Linked DNA regions of Homo sapiens: region 2 is linked to region 1. The links are chromatin loops, found by intact Hi-C in ENCODE. Cell type or tissue: ovary. All regions are shown on one strand.

The links. Peaks named below come from ENCODE experiments on the same cell type or tissue, not always from the same donor. Only the 100,000 strongest peaks of a DNase experiment are listed, where the experiment ranks them.
Region 2: a loop joins it to region 1, with 2.5 times the contacts of the local background. A loop is called at or near these places in 4 of 110 quality-filtered maps.

The regions. Positions count from the first base shown.
Region 1 is chr14:20,829,253-20,837,252 of GRCh38, reverse strand. No RefSeq gene overlaps it. Among named protein-coding and RNA genes, the nearest start is that of RNASE1, 30 kb to the right of the region's middle. RefSeq lists an enhancer at 7,994-8,000. In ovary, no CTCF peak of the experiment used is centred here; no DNase peak of the experiment used is centred here.
Region 2 is chr14:20,762,504-20,770,503 of GRCh38, reverse strand. It overlaps EDDM3B (epididymal protein 3B), which reads right to left and starts at 2,100. Exons shown (of 2, transcript NM_022360.5): 1 at 1,998-2,100; 2 at 1-371. The coding sequence starts at 353. LOC107984671 (a long non-coding RNA gene) reads left to right here. Exons shown (of 3, transcript XR_001750624.2): 2 at 7,661-7,734. RefSeq lists an enhancer at 2,113-2,392. In ovary, no CTCF peak of the experiment used is centred here; no DNase peak of the experiment used is centred here.

The DNA of each region.
Region 1 (8,000 bases):
ATCTTACATGTACTGACTGATGGCTTATGTTTCCCTAAAATATATAAAACCATGTTGTAGCCTGACCACCTTGGGCACATGTTCTCAGGATCTCTTGAGGGCTGTGTCATGGGCCATTGGTCACTCCCATTTGGCTCAGAACAAACCTTTTCAAATACGTTACAGAGTTTGACTCTTTTCATCAACAAAGGAAAACAACTAAGATGGAGGTGGTGGTGGTTTTAGTCACTGCTGCTGCTATGGGCACCCTCCCACCCACCTCCCAGCAGCGGCTCATTCTCGCAAGGCTCTGCATAAAAACATTCCTCCTCCCCCTACTTTTTGCAGCTTATTGCTTTAGAATTCCTGTGTTATTTGCCAACCTCTTTCTTGTCTCAAAGTATGTGTGGCCCTCTAGTGGAAACTTGGAGCCTCCCGGTATTTGGGAGTTAAGTATCCCCAGGTCTTCCAAGTGAGATGCCAAACTCATTCCAAAACTTGGGGTCTGAATTAGAAACATCTAGATTTCCACCTGTCCATGATAAAAACTGTAAGATTCTCCCTGAGGCCTGAAAGCTTGAAGGGATGAGTAACTCCTCCCTTCTCAGGCCCAGTCCCAAGGCACAAGGCTATTTGTGTCAGCAGCGTGCACCAGCAAGGTAGCCGAAGCAGGAAGACAGCCAGCTGGAAGACCCCTACCCTGGTGGGAAGACACGTACCCCTGAAGATTGAAAAAGAGGCCGTCTGGGTACTGTAGTATGTAGTACATAGCAGTCACGTCAAACTGGGACACTTCCTGTTTACAGGAGACCATAAAACCCCTGCTCTGTTCTCATTTTGGTGCTGACGCCATTTTAGGCCTCAGCCTGCCTGCACCCAGGCGCTCATTAAAACAGCATGTTGCTCCACACCGCGTCGTGTTGTCTGTTGGCTCCCTCTCGGGGTTCAAACGGATACAAGAACCTTACATTTTGGTGCCAAAACCCGGGAGAGGCTCAGGTCTGCATCCCCCGTGGACCTACCCCTCCACCCCGGAGAGCAGGCCACAGCAGCCGGACAAAGGAAGCTCCTCAGCCTCCAGTCAGCTCTCTGTGCGTGCACACCGGTCACTGATCTCGCCTACTGGTGAGTTTCCCCAGGACCCTGGTTAACAGGGAAAAATCCGCATGGTTTCTCTTGGTTTCTCTGGTCCGAAAATCCAACATTGGTCCAAAAAGGCTCTGGAGTGTGCCAAGCACTTGCTGATCATCTGGTCTTAGGGGGACACCTCTAAGCCATTCGATCCCATTCCAGGAATGAAAAAGGCAGCGGTGACGATCGTTCTTTTTATCGTCTCCCTCTGGCCATCCAGGACAGTGTCCTTTTCCCTGTTTTCCCGAGCCAACCCTCCTTTATAAAAAACTCCCAGTCGTCCATTCCAAAAAATAGCCCTCTAGGCTGCCTCATAAAAAAACCTGCAAACCTTAGGCCTCAGCCAAGATATCTGCCCTAAGCACCTTGTCTTTTTTGTAATTCAGTCTGGCCACAATATGAATTGGATAATGGGTCCAAATGGCCTGCAAATGGAGCACTCGACTTCACAGTTTTAACTGATTTAAGCAGTTATTGCCAACGACTGGAGAAATGGGGAGAAATTCCTTATGTCCAGGCCTTTTTGCACTCAGATCACAACCCGAACTCTACAATTCTTGCTTACCTGTTCAAATCCTTCTCCTCCATTCTTGCCGCCCTGATCGCCTTTCTTCTCCTGACCCTACCTCTTTTTCCTCGTTGGGTCCAGCAGACTGCTGTCCACCCCTCCCAGCCCCTACCTTTCCCTCTCAACCGTCTTCTTTAACCTCCCAAGCCTCTTCTTTGTCTTCTCAGCTGCCATCTTCCCAGATGGCATCACCTCCAAACGTACCCACTTCCCTTCCTACACCCCGCCCCCCTTCTCAGGTCAACTCTAGCATTGCCTGTACCCATTCTCTTTCCTCACTGCCCTCTCTTGAGGCCTATAAACCCATCCCATCACCTTAAGCCCCTATCTATCCTCCACTGCCTATCAACTCAACCCCCCTTCCCCCTTCAAACCCTCAGCAGGAACCAACCACTTCTGGCTTCTTCCTTCTCTCCCACCCATACTTGCTTGGGTATCATCTTTGGCCCATGTCCCAACCTTACTTCAGCGCCAGTGCTAGAGTGCCCCCCTCGGGAAGTAGCAGGAGCTAAAGGTATTGTTAAAATTCATGTTCCCTTCTCCCTCACTGATCATTCTCAAATTAACAAAAGACTCATTTCCAGAAGACCCTACCTCTTATATTAGGAAGTTTCAGTACCTTACCCAGTCTTATAAACTAGCTTGGCATGACCTCTACATTACCCTCTCTTCCACCCTCACCCCAGAAAACCAAGACCATATCTGGGCCCTAGCTCAGGCACATGCTGATACACTTAATGACTGGGCTGCCCAACCCACTGGTACAAAGGCAGTCCTCAGCCAGGACCCCCACTAGGATTATCAAGATGGGGCCCCTGGACGCTGCTGTCAAGACCGTATAATTGTGTGTCTCCTTGCAGGACTCAAGACGCAGTCAACTATGAAAAACTTTCAGAAATCACCTAAGGTCCTGACGAAAACCCAGCCCTTTTTCTCTCTCGTTTAACTGAAGCCAGGAGAAAGTATACCAACCTAGATCCAGCCAACCTAGAAGGAACCACTATTTTAAACCTTCACTTCATCTCCCAATCCACCCTGATATTCAGTGCAAGCTTCAGAAGCTTGATGACGGCCCTCAAACCCCACAAGACCTTCTTAATTTAGCCTTCAAAGTCTTTAACAATCATAATGAGGAAAGTAAAAGGCAAAAAACAGGCACAGTTTCAAATGCTTGCCTCCGCCATCAGGGGCCCTGCAGGCCCACGGGGCTGCAGCTCCACATGGAGGCCTCCTAGCAATCCACCTCCACCTCGTGCCTATTTCAAGTGTGGCAATGAAAGCCACCGGTCCAGACAATGCCCAAACCCAGGTAAGCCCACCAGGCCATGCCCCCTCTGCAGAGGACCCCACTGGAAGTTGGACTGTGAGCAGCCCCCGCAAGGACTGCCCCCATCCCTTCCTGAGCCGACCAAAACCTCCTACTGGGATCTCATCGGCCTTGCTGCTGAAGACTGACGGTGCCCTGGAATGGACGCCCTGGCAACTACCATCGCTTCATCTGAGCCAAGGGTAACCCTGATGGTGGCAGGTAGGACAGTATGTTTTTTTTTTTATTAATACCGGGCAACCTACCCTACTTTACCTAAATTTTCAGGACCCACCCAGCCCTCCCAAGTCTCTGTTGTAGGAATTGATGAAGAAGTCTCCAAACCCCGAGCCCCCCTCCACTGTTCCGCTCCCTGAACACCTTTTCCTTCACTCACTCTTTCTTAGTCCTGCCCTCTTGCCCAACTCCACTCCTAGGCAGAGACATCCTTTCAAAACTCCACACTACTCTCCACCTCCACGTTCTCCATGGTACCCAACGCATCAACCCAGACCCCTCCGGAGCTTCTAACTTTCTTCTACTCCTCCAACCTCCCATATTAAAACATGCAACTTTTCCTTATCCCCCAACCGTAGTTAACCCTGCTGTTTAGGATACTTCCACACCCTCAGTCGCAGAACACCACAGCCCCGTCCACGTTACCCTTAAGGAGCCCAGTTCCTATCACAGAAGCAGTATCCCATCCCCCTAACAGCTCTCATAGGCCTAAAGCCTATCATTTCTCACCTCCTTGCCTGTCACCTACTCCGCCCAACAGACCCCCCTTTTAACACACCAGTTCTACCTGTTAAAAAGCCAGATGGAACTTAATCACGCAGTCCAGGACCTCAGGCTCATTAACCAAGCTGTACTCCCAGTATGTCCAGCAGTTCCTAACCCATACACTTTACTTTCCTCAGTTCCCTCCAATACCACCCATTTTTCTCTTCTAAACCTAAAGGTTGCTTTTTTTCACAATTCCTTTACACCCTGATTCCCAAAACCTCTTTGCCTTTATGTGGGAAAACCCCGACACCCACCTTTCACGTCAGCTCACCTGGTGCGTGCTACCTCAAGGTTTCAGAGACAGCCCCCACCTTTTTAGACTGGCCCTTGCTCGCAATCTCTGTACCTTATCCCTAAAACGGGCCACTGTCCTTCAATATGCTAATGATCTGCTCCTGGGTAGCCCCTCTCAAAAAAAAACTGCAACACCCATACTATCTCTCTTTTAAACTTCCTGGCAGAACGAAGGTATCAAGTCTCCCCTAAGAAAGCACAGATATGCACCCCTTCAGTCACCTACCTAAGTTTAGCCCTTGCCCCAGAAACCCGAAGGCTCACAACCAATGGCATATCCCTCCTCCGGTCCCTCCCACCTCCACAAACTAAGCAAGAAATTCTCTCTTTTCTAGGACTAGCAGGATATTTTAGCCTCGAGGTTCCCTCCTTCACTCTACTTGACAAACGGTTATACCAAGCCGCTAAAGGCCCCCTCCGTGAGCCTTTAAACCCTGCACAGCCTATTACCCAACCTTTCTGTCTACTCCAGAAGGCTCTCACCTCAGCCCCCGTCCTCACTTGCCCAGACACAGACCTCACCAAACCTTTTTCCCTCTACACCGATGAATGGCATGGAGTTGCACTGGGTGTTCTAACCCAGCCTAAAGGACCCACCCTCCAGGTTGTTGCCATCTCTCTAAACAGCTTGAAGCCACAGTTCTTGGATGGCCTGCCTGTCTCCAAGCATTGGTGGCAGCTGCTGTCCTCACCCTTAAAAGCCTAAAACTATCTCTCCATGCCAACCTAACAGTTTGTTCAACCCAAAACATCAAAGATATTCTAGCTCAGTGTACTAAGTCTCATCTCTGCCCCACAGCTCCTCCAACTATATGCTCTATTCATAGAAACTCCCCACATCACCGTACTAACCAGCTCCCATCTAAACCCAGCCACGCTCTGTCCCTGTCCTTGTTCTCTCCTCTTTACTCCTCAAAAGAAAAGGAGGACTTCCAGGCCCAAAACCTTCAAAAGCAAGGACCATGGTATGTCAAGGAAGGGCGCTTCATTCTTCCTCACTCTCAAATAATCCCTATCCTCCAAGGTCTCCACAACCCTTTCCATGTCAGTTACAAACTTCTCTTACAACTTCTCCACCCTATTCTCTCTTGTCCTCACCTTTCCAGCCATGTTAAAAAAAATCATCCAGTCCTGCTCTATCTGCCACTCAGTGTCACCCCAGGGCTCCCTCTGGCCACTGCCTTTTCCTACCCACCAAGCCCAGGGCCAGGTACTCGGGCAAGATTGGCAAGTAGACTTCACTCACATCGCCACCCGATAAATGGCTCCGCTATCTCCTAGTCTTTGTCTGTACTTTCTCTGGGTAAGTAGAAGTGTTCCCAACAAGTTCAGAAGGTACAAATGTCATCACACAAACTCTCATCATGCATATAATTCCCCATTTTGGATTCCCAACATCCATCCAGTTCGACAATGGGCCCACTTTAAAGCCAAGTTACTCAAGGCATTTCTACATCCTTAGGAATAAAATGGGTTCTCCACACACCTTACAGGCCTCAATCTTCAGGCAAAGTTTAAAAAGTCAACTCTGTCCTTAAAGCTCAACTCAGCAAGCTAGCTCTTGAAACCCATCAGTCATGGACAAGAAATCTCCCTTTCACCCTCATGAGACTCCACACAACACCAAAAGCACCCTCTTTTTATAGTCCCTTCAAAATCATGTATGGCTGAAATTTTGTCTTAAGGCCTCCATCCTTACCAGACTTGGAGCCACTCAAGAATTACCTCCCTTCCTTAATCCAGACACGGTCTTTCATTCGTAAAGCAGCAAATAAGGCCATGCCTCTCCCTGTCAACAATTCCTTGTCCTCTCAACATAACTGTCTTGCAGGCACAGATGTGTCTCCAGACAATGCAGACAGTGCTCCTGCTACAATGACACAGTAGATACCAACCCATCTTTCAAGAATACCCCCGAAAATTAAAGTTTTCTTTTCTCAGGGTGCTCTCACCACCCACTGTGTCGCGCCTGAAGTAGTTATTGAGAAAGTAATCCCTTTTCCCTTTTTTCTATAACCAAATAGACAGGAATATGAGATTCTCCCTGAGGCCCGAAAGCTTGAAGGGATGAGTAACTCCTCCCTTCTCAGGCCCAGTCCCAAGGCGCAAGGCTGCTTGCTTCAGCAGCGTGTGCCAGCAAGATAGGAGAAGCAGGAAGAGAGCTGGCTGGAAGACACGTACCCTGAAGATCGAGAAAGAGGCCATCCGGGTACTACGTAGCGGTCACATCAAACTGGGACACTTCCTGTTTATAGGAGACCATAAAACCCCTGCCTCTTCCTCAGTTTGGTGCTGACACCATTTTAGGCCTCAGCCCGCCTGCACCCAGGCGCTCATTAAAACAGCATGTTGCTCCACACCACTTCAAGTTGTCTGTTGGCACGTTCTCAGGGTTTGAACTGATACAAGAACCTTACATAAAAAATGGCTATGAAATAAAAGATAAATAGTAAGATAAAGTCCCAGAAAAGGACACGTTAAAAACCTTTCTCCTGTTGCACACTTTGAGAGGAGGGATGTCTACACAAATCAGGACAAATGTAGAACCTTAAGATGAGTTAGCCTTTTTCTGAGGATGATGTGTTCCTGGGACTCCCTAATCACTTTAAAGAACTAGAAAATACACTGGGCATGGTGGCATGTGCCTGGAATCCCAGGTACTTGGGAGGCTGAGGCAGGAGTATCGCTTGAGCCCAGGAGTTTGAGACCAGCCGGGGCTACATACTGAGACCCTGTCTCTTTAAAAAAAAATAGCAATTGGTAAATAAAATCTGTTAATCTGGTGTTACTTGTAGTATTTTTATCAAAGGAGGTACCCCAGAGAATGTAACTCACATGAAGTATCATCACTACAATCTAGTCTGACCCAGAATACAATTTCAGACACCATTACTAAGCTATTATCTCCCCCAAACAGAGAGACAATGAAAATCTAGGCTGATCAAACTATAGCTATCGCCATGTTTAATTGTCTGATTCATCGTTTACCTTGGACTTCAGATCTATACTGTTGTACTAATAGGTAAACTTCAATTTAATTTAAGAAAAATGTGTTTACCCACTCTGTTCCTAGAACTATATTTGATTCATGGGGGGAGTACATAGGTAAGTGTAAGACTCAATGCTTGTGTTCATAGGTAAGTGTAAGACTCAATTCTTGTGTTCATTGCCATACAATTAGTTATATGTCAAGTAAGGGTAAAAGTTTATTTTCAATTCAAGAGATTATGCCCAGTAAGAGCCCCCCACCAAGATAAGAAAGATGCATTAGAATACATCTATATTGTCTTGTTCTCACTGGCCATGAATCATTCATTATGTAAGATCTTTGTGTATCTGAAACCTATTTTCAGTCTTTCTCCCATTAAACATTGCAGCTTCTACTTCTAGTATCACAGAGTCCTGCAAGATTCTGGGAAGACATTCAGAACCTCTTCTGCTGTGAGAGGACACACGAAAGAAATGAGCTCACCTTTCACTCAGTAGAGAACTCTTTGGTAGCTAGAACCTTGGTCAGATCTTTTTCCCCAAACACAGCACACAAGCAGCCCTATGGATTTGGGGGATTTGCTTGTCTTTTTCACTTGAGTTCAGAGAATTATGGAACAAATGAATTTTAAGAGAATTTAGAGATCTATACTAACAGCCTCATTTTAAAATCTTTTTATTCCCTCTTTTGTTTTACACACGAGGTAAAGTAAATTGGTGAAAGTAAATTTCTTTTTTTTTGAGACAGAGTCTCACCCTATTGCCCAGGCTGAAGTGCAGTGGTGCGATTTTGGCTCAATGCAAACTCTGCCTCCCAGGTTCAAGAGATTCTCCAGTCTCAGCCTCCTGAGTAGCTGGGATTACAGGTGCCCACCACCATGTCTGGCTAATTTTTGTAATTTTAGTACAGACGGGGTTTCACCATGTTGGCCAGGCTGGTCTCGAACT
Region 2 (8,000 bases), 67 kb after region 1:
CTGCTCTCTGTGTAGCTATTTTTGGAATTCTCCTGGTGACACTTGAGTACTTTGAGAGGATTCTGGACCCATACATATGCATTTCGGAAGCGATCCATCCAGTTGTCACTAGTGCATATATGCTCGATTTTGTACCATGAGATATAGATAAACATGTGAGAGCTCTTGTCTTTCAGAGCTTCATTTTCTCTCATGAGGACATCACATTTGTACTCTCTGAATTCTCGACTTGGACTTAAGTAGTGCTGTTTCATGAATTCTCTCCAAGAAACTTCTTTGCTCTGTACAAGCAGTGTGCATAGGATGCAAAGTAGGGCCAAGAGTGTGCCCCAGATCTTTAGAGACGATGCCATCTCAGTCACCGGGGCCGCCTGCGTGTCCACAGAGAAGAGAAAGAAAAGCATTATCCAGACAATGCCCAGAGAGCTGAACTCCACCTTAAAATTCCTTCCCCACCAGGCAGGCACTTGGGTGCAATTTTACTATTTGGTTCCCCGATGAGAAGATGCTAATTCTCATTAGAGAATAGAGTTTCTAAGAACTAAAAACACGCTTCAGCCTGTGTAAGCGAAACACATAATTAGAAAAAATAGATGAAGTTCATTTTGAGAATTCCAACCATCTCCTCTCATCCCTCTCTTACACCCAACCTGAGGAGCCAATCACCCTCCAGCTGGCTCCTTTTTACCAGACCAACTCTCAGGAGATCATGTGTCCAAAAGAGAATGATATTTTAAGGTTTATGTCCTTGAAGTGGAAAGGGTTGTCAGATTTTAGGGAAATGTAGAAAATGAGTAACTACTTGGGAAGTGGTTCCTAGGTAGGAAGGCTTCGATTCGCTAAAATGACAGCCTAGCCTGCAATTACTTCTTGCCTGCTTCTCCAATTACTTAATGATGCTTCTCCAATCTTGACTTCCTTATAACACTTTCTCCAAAGCCTGAGTGGAACGTATGTTCATTACTAACTACCCATATTCCTTCTCAGGGGTCATTCCCCTAATTATCACTATTACAAATGATCTTGGTTTGTCAGAGCTGCTCCTTGAAAATGTCATCATAAAATAACTCCAGTTTTGAGGTTTTTATTTGTTTATTTATTTTTGAGACAGAGTCTCACTGTGTCACCCAGGCTGGAGTGCAGTGGCACAGTCTTGGCTCACTGCAACCTTCACCTCCAGGGTTCAATAGATTCTCTGTCTCAGCCTCCCACGTAGCTGAGATTATAGGTGCCTGCCACCACACACAGCTAATTTTTGTATTTTTTTTAGTAGAGACAATGTTTCGCCATGTTGGCCAGGCTAGTATCAAAATCCTGGCCTCAAGTAATCTACCCACCTCGGTTTCCCAAAGTGCTGGGATTCTCAGGCATGAGCCACTACACCCAACCAGAATTCCAGATTTGAAATATTCCTGTAATCAATCAAGCACCAAGACTAAAAGAGCCCCCACAGTGGCTTCTGTGGTGATAGCATGGAGTGTGGGGATCTTTTTGAAAGAGTCTACCGTTTAAACTAGTGCTCTGTCCTCATTTACCATGAGAAGTGTTCCCGCCCTTACTGAATCTCTAACCTGATTCACAACTCTGAGCATTGGTGTCCTCAGATGGACTTAATAATAGCTCCCTACAGACCTGCAAGTGTCTAATGAGACGCATGTATTTGAGAGCACTTCTAATGATGTCAAATGTCCACATCAGACACAGAACAAAGGGTCGGTACTTCCTATCTGTGGAACCCTGTCCTGATGATAAAGACCTACAGAGGATAGAAGAGCAGGATGTAAGCGGTTTTAATGCATTGTGTTTGAGAAGACTGGGGGTGAAGGAAGGGAGGGGCAGGGAAAGCCTGTATCAGTGGGACTGAGGCTGACCAGAATTCACACCTTTGTTTTCCATGATTTGGATCCTTCTCCATTGTTTGCTATCTAAAAGTTCAATCAGCCTCCTTTCAGTGCTCCTGGCTGTCCCCCAAACATCCTCAGCAGAGCCCTTCTTACCCTACTCAGACTCCAAGTTCAGGTCACTGGTTGTAGTTGGGATCAGTGTGTGGATCTGAAGAGCAGAGTCTGAGTCCTCCTTTCCTCAGGGCCCTGGAAATCTGCAGCAGTGGAGAAAGGAATAGCAGGGGGAGCTGCAAGGCTCCAGCTGATTGGTAGTGGAGGTGGTGATGGGGAATAGCCTTATTATGTGAACTTGTTCCTGTATCTTCTCATCTGGAACACTTGAGTTTATTCAGACAGTGGCCTCAAGCAAAGGCTACAAACATCAAAGGCTGACTCCAGGGCACAGAAGAAGTGCAAGACCCTAGAGTGAGGTGACCCCAGAAAGGGGTTATCTGGTGCTATCAGTAGACAACGAGAGACCTGGCTTCTGCACTCAATTTCTGACAAAGTTCTGGGAAGTCCCTGGAGGGTTATGCTATGTTACACAGAAACTTCTCTGAAGAAAGCCACTTATAACATTGTGAACTGTGGGACTTTCGTTGAGAGGTGAAAGAGTATCTAGTGAAACTGGTGGCCAGATAGTTATGATTAGGTAGCCAGTATCTGAAGTTTTACTAGGCAGTTTGTTATTGTCGATGAAACGAGTCAGCTGGGTGTGGTGGCTCACGCCTGTAATCCCAGCACTTTGGGAGGCCAAGGCGGGAGGATCACCTGAGGTCAGGAGTTCAAGACCTACCTGGCCGAGGTGGTGAAACCCCATCTCTACTAAAAATACAAAAATTAGCTGGGCGTGGTGGTGGGCACCTGTAATCCCAGCTACTTGGGAGGCCGAGGCAGGTGAATCGCTTGAACCTGGGAGGCAGAGGTTGCAGTGAGCCGAGATCACGCCATTGCACTCCAGCCTGGGCAACAGGAGCAAAACACCATTTCAAAACAAAAGAAAAGAAAAAAAAAAGAGTCAAACTCTGTAAAATATTTGAAGAGATTTATTCTGAGCCAAATATGAGTGACCATGGCCTATGACACAGCTCTCAGGAGGTCCTGAGGACATGTGCCCAAGGTGGTTGGAGCACAGCTGGTTTTATACATTTTAGAGAGGCATGAAACATCAATCAAATACATTTAAGAAATACATTGGTTTGGTCCAGCAAGGCGGGACAACTCAAAGCTGATGGGGAGTGGAGGGCCTCCAGGCCATAGGTGTATTTAAACATTTTCTGGTTGACAACTAGTTTTGTCTAAAGACCTGAGATTGATAGAAAGGGAATATTCAGGTTAAAATAAAGATGGTAGAGACCAATTCTTTCGAAGTCTTATAGTGGCTGCCCTTAGAGACAATAGATGACAAATGTTTCCCTTTCAGATCTTAATTAATATCTTTAGGATTGGAAGGTCTGGAAGAAAAATATTTAGCTATGTTAATAGAGATTCTTTACAGATGCAAATTTTCCCCCACAAAGAACAGCTTTGCAGGGCAATTTCAAAATGTGGCAAAGAAACATGTTTTGGGGCAAAATACTTTTTCTTGTTTGTCTGGTAATGTTATGCCAGAGTCAGGTTGGAAAGTAAAACATGATATACAGGGTTAAATAAAACTCATCTGATGAGAATTGATGATTTGTAGGGCATGACTCCCCAGACCCCTTAGATAGGAATTTGGGCAAGATAAAAAAAATCAGAGTTTAGTCCTCATTAACAATAACCTTTGCTGACGCTGTAGTCCTTACTGCCTTAGTAAAATGTCAGGTAGCCTAGCCATAGTTTCCACAATGTTCCTATATATCACATCTGACTCTGAAGTATGCATCACAAGGTGTTGACCTAATTGTTTTTCAGGAACTCAAGACTCAGCCCTAAACTCAGCTCACTCTGGTCAAGACCACCAGCCCTTAAACTGAGTTTGTGTGAGCATCCCATGGGTGACCTTTCCATATCACATCTGGAATTTCCAGCACGTTTCATACCAACTCCCCCTAAATTGGTATATGCAACGAATATTGTTTCAGTAACAGTAACCAAAGGTTTCACTTATGGATAATGTAAGATACTTGAATGTATTTTCTTTTTCTATTTATTTATTTACTTTGGAGACAGAATCTCCCTCTGTCACCCAGGCTGGAGTGCAGTGGAGCAATCTTGGCTCACTGCAACCTCCATTTCCCAGGCTCAAGTGAATCTCCTGCCTCAGCCTCCCAAGCAGCTGGGACTACAGGTGGGCACCCCCACACCCTGGTAGTTTTTTGTATTTTTGGTGGAGGCGAGGTTTCATCATGTTGGCCAGGCTGGTCTCGAACTCCTGACCTTAAGTGATCCGCCCGTTTCGGCCTCACAAAGTGCTGAGATTACAGACGTGAGCCATTGTACCTGGTCTTGAATGTATTTTCTATCAACATCCGCAAGGCCACTCCTACCTGAGCCACCTTGGTTGAGTTTGTCACTGGACCACCTAGCTATTAGAATGTCAGAATATTCCGTTTATATCCAGAACTTTTCTTCATACTTCAGCTCCTGTCAAGCAATCATTGAATAATAGGGAATCATGTGCTGATAGACTCTGTGGGGCACGGGAGAGATATTGTTCCTATGGAACTGAACTGGGGTCTGATCGTCCAGCACAGTAAGATCAAATATCCACACCAAGGTCTGCGGCAGGAGAAAGGAGGGAGTTTATTTGCAAAGCAGCAAGCAAGGAGAACCTTGTGGCTCACACTGAAGACCTGACCTCTCTGATGACTTCAGGTAAGGGTTTTTAAAGGCGGGAAAAGGCCGGGTTCGGTGGCTGACGCCTGTAATCCCAGCACTTTGGGAGGCCGAGGCAGGCGGATCACGAGGTCAGGAGATCGAGACCATCCCGGCTAATACAGTGAAACCCCGTCTCTACTAAAAATACAAAAAAATTAGCCAGGCGTGGTGGCGGGCGCCTGCAGTCCCAGCTACTGGGGAGGCTGAGGCAGGAGAATGGCGTGAACCTGGGGGGTGGAGCTTCCAGTGAGCCGAGATTGCGCCACTGCACTCCAGCCTGGGCGACAAAGCGAAACTCCGTCTCAAAAAAATAAATAAATAATTAAATAAAGGCGGGAATAAATTTCAGGAAAGCAAAAGTTACAGGCAAAATAGTAAATTAAAATGTGGAGATTACACATTAGTTTGGCTGAATAAGGCAAGGTATTGAAGCAGGGGCTCACAGGTCATAGGTAGAGTCAAAGATCATCTGATTTGCAATTGGTTAAGGAGATGAAAGTTTGTTTAAGAATGGGGGTCAGCAGAACAGAATGTTAGCTTTGGATCATGGGTGTGACTTTCTCCAGGCCACTCGAAATAATTTAGATGAACGGTGGTGAGAGTTTAGTCCTCAGTTTCCCCCTTATCTGAGGTCTATGTGCCAGCAGATCTGTTTGTTGGGGGTCTGAGTTTCTGAAGAACTCAGGGATGTATGTTAAGATGCTATTTTTAGTTTCTATAGGGAACCAAACATCCCCTGATTCTAACTTCCCTGGTTATTGTTTTAAGCTAGCATTACCTTCTTGCTTATCTAGTTCCTCTTTTTTCTTTTCAAGGCTAGCTAAGAAATTGAAGATTTTCCTTTATTTCCATGCTGGGTTGGGGAGGGTGCCCTGCTCACCTCTAAGATAGATCCCTGCTCTGTCTTATTGCCTCAGAGCAGGTTCTATGCATCCTCCTACTCTCTAGGTCTTTTGATGATAGAGAAGAGATAAAGGAAACAATTCTGGGCATCTGGATTTGGATGACTTGAGAGGCGATTCTGAGGGAAAATCAGTCGTTTGTCATGTGCCCACACATCCAGAGCTCTTTCCAACAAGTGTGCATTATCTATTGAAGACTTAAATTCAAGTAGTGACTCAAGGAATGTAGAGAGAGGTGGGAGAGAGAAGCTACCTGAGCCAATGTTCGAAGAAGCAAGCTAAGAAAGAGCTCTAGAGCTTTTCAAGGCATCATATCTGATGATATATTCTAGTACATCAGTGAGTAATTTTGAGAATTTTTAGAAGTAATGCATTTGAAAGTAGTTTTAAAACAATAAAATGTAACCAAATGCAGGCTTGGCTGCTTGCAAAACCAATAACAAGGACAAGATGCAGTGAAAAGAAAGAAGCTTTATTCCAGAGCTAGCACTGGAGAAGTGGCCATGGCTTGTGCCTTAAAGGAACCATTTCAAACTTTAGCCTGGGGAGAGGGGCTTACAAAGGGAACTTGCAGTGGGTGGCATGCAAGGAGTGGTGCTGGGTACAGGTCCGTGCGTCTCGTTCTGGTGGCTATCTTGAGTCATGGTCCACCTGGAGCATGGGCTGGCATCATCCCCACAATGGCCGGGTTGTTGACTAACTGCTTTGAGGTAATCTCTGGAATTTTGCAGCTGGGTTTCCATGCCTGTAATCTGTCTCAAAATTAGTCCCTAGAACTTCTAAGTAAGCACATATTTAGATACAAGCCTACAGTCAGATAAATGTATGTGACGTAAGGGAGTGTACGGTGGGAAATGGCGGGGGAACAAAGACTCTTGGTATGTTTCAAAGCTATATATTAAGACTGAGGAGGGGAAAAAATTTCTGCAGTTTGCTTCAAGGTTATATCTTGAGACTAAAAAAAAGAGAGAAAAAAAGAAAAAAGTTTTAAAATGCATTTTCTTTCTTTCTTTTTTTTCTTTTTCTTTTTTTTTTTTTTGAGGCGAGTTTTTGCTCTGTTGCCCAGGTTAGAGTGCAGTGGCACGATCTTGGCTCACTACAACCTCCACCTCCTGGATTCAAGTGATTCTCCTGCCTCAGCCTCCCAAGTAGCTGGGATTACAGGTGCCCTGCCACCACGCCCGGCTAATTTTTGTATTTTTAGTAGAGATGAGGTTTCACATGTTGGTCAAGCGGGCCTTGAACTCTTGACCTCAGGTGATCCACCTGCGTAGGCCTCCCAGAGTGCAAGGATTACAGGCCTGAGCACCGTGCCTGGCCTGAAATGCATTTTTGAAGTTCAGTTACTTGGTTACAGCTCCCTACTGTCAAATCCCATCCATTTCTATGGGAAGTGGTCAATGCAGGCGATCTGGCTACTTCCTGCTGAAAAGAGGCATAATTAGGAGGTAATGGGATGGAATCTGCTTACCTGGAGTTGGAAATATTCTTGAATTCCCAGATTGACAGTGGGAACTTGCTGGAGCATTTTGGTGTGGGGAACTAAGAGCTGCTGAGAAGTCTGTCTTGCATCCCCATACAGACAGCACAATAGCAATAAAATCCATAGCAGCTGAAGAAGACACTGAGTAGAATGCCAATTAAGCGATGTATAAGTCTTCCATGCACTAGGGAGTTGACTAAAGCGTGCCATCACAAGGCCTTAGGATGAGGCATCTATGGTGGAAATATTTAAGGCCTTCATAGCTAGGGTTACACTGTGGGAATAATCTGATACACACACACACACACACACATACACGCAAGACTCAGTCTTAGTTAATGCACATGTGCCACCTTGGGCTGCAGGCAGGATATCTAAGGCCATACAGTTCTTTAAGGCTGTCTAATCTGTGAGGTTTCTTCAGGGAGAAAGGTGATGGCAGAGTGAGTGTTATTAAAGGCAGCAGCCATATGCTTAGCTACGGCCTCTACTTGTAATTTTACATCTATGGCCGCCTCCTGGGGGGTAAAACCACAAGGGTGTCCATTTCTGATGACAATATCTGGCTTTTATGCTTTCCCAATTGGCAGGGAGAGGATCCAGATGGGACAGGATATGTCCCGGTAAGGGTGCCCCCAGTTGCATCTCCTGGTTCCATTATAAGGTAAGTAATGCAACCATGAGTGCCGCAGGCCCATAGCCAACCCCACGTGGAGGGATGGGCCCCAGTATGAAGATGGGCATTATTCTGCTATCCTAGCCACATACCATCAGTTAGCTGGAGAGATTGGCTACATTGTTGAGGATGTAACCATCCCATATGGTGGGCTATGGTGTGCTTGACCCATTACTTGTATTTGTACTGCGGTCAGACATCCCATGCCATCACATACAGCATATCCCAAGGTGGGGGTACTGTTAATCTATTAA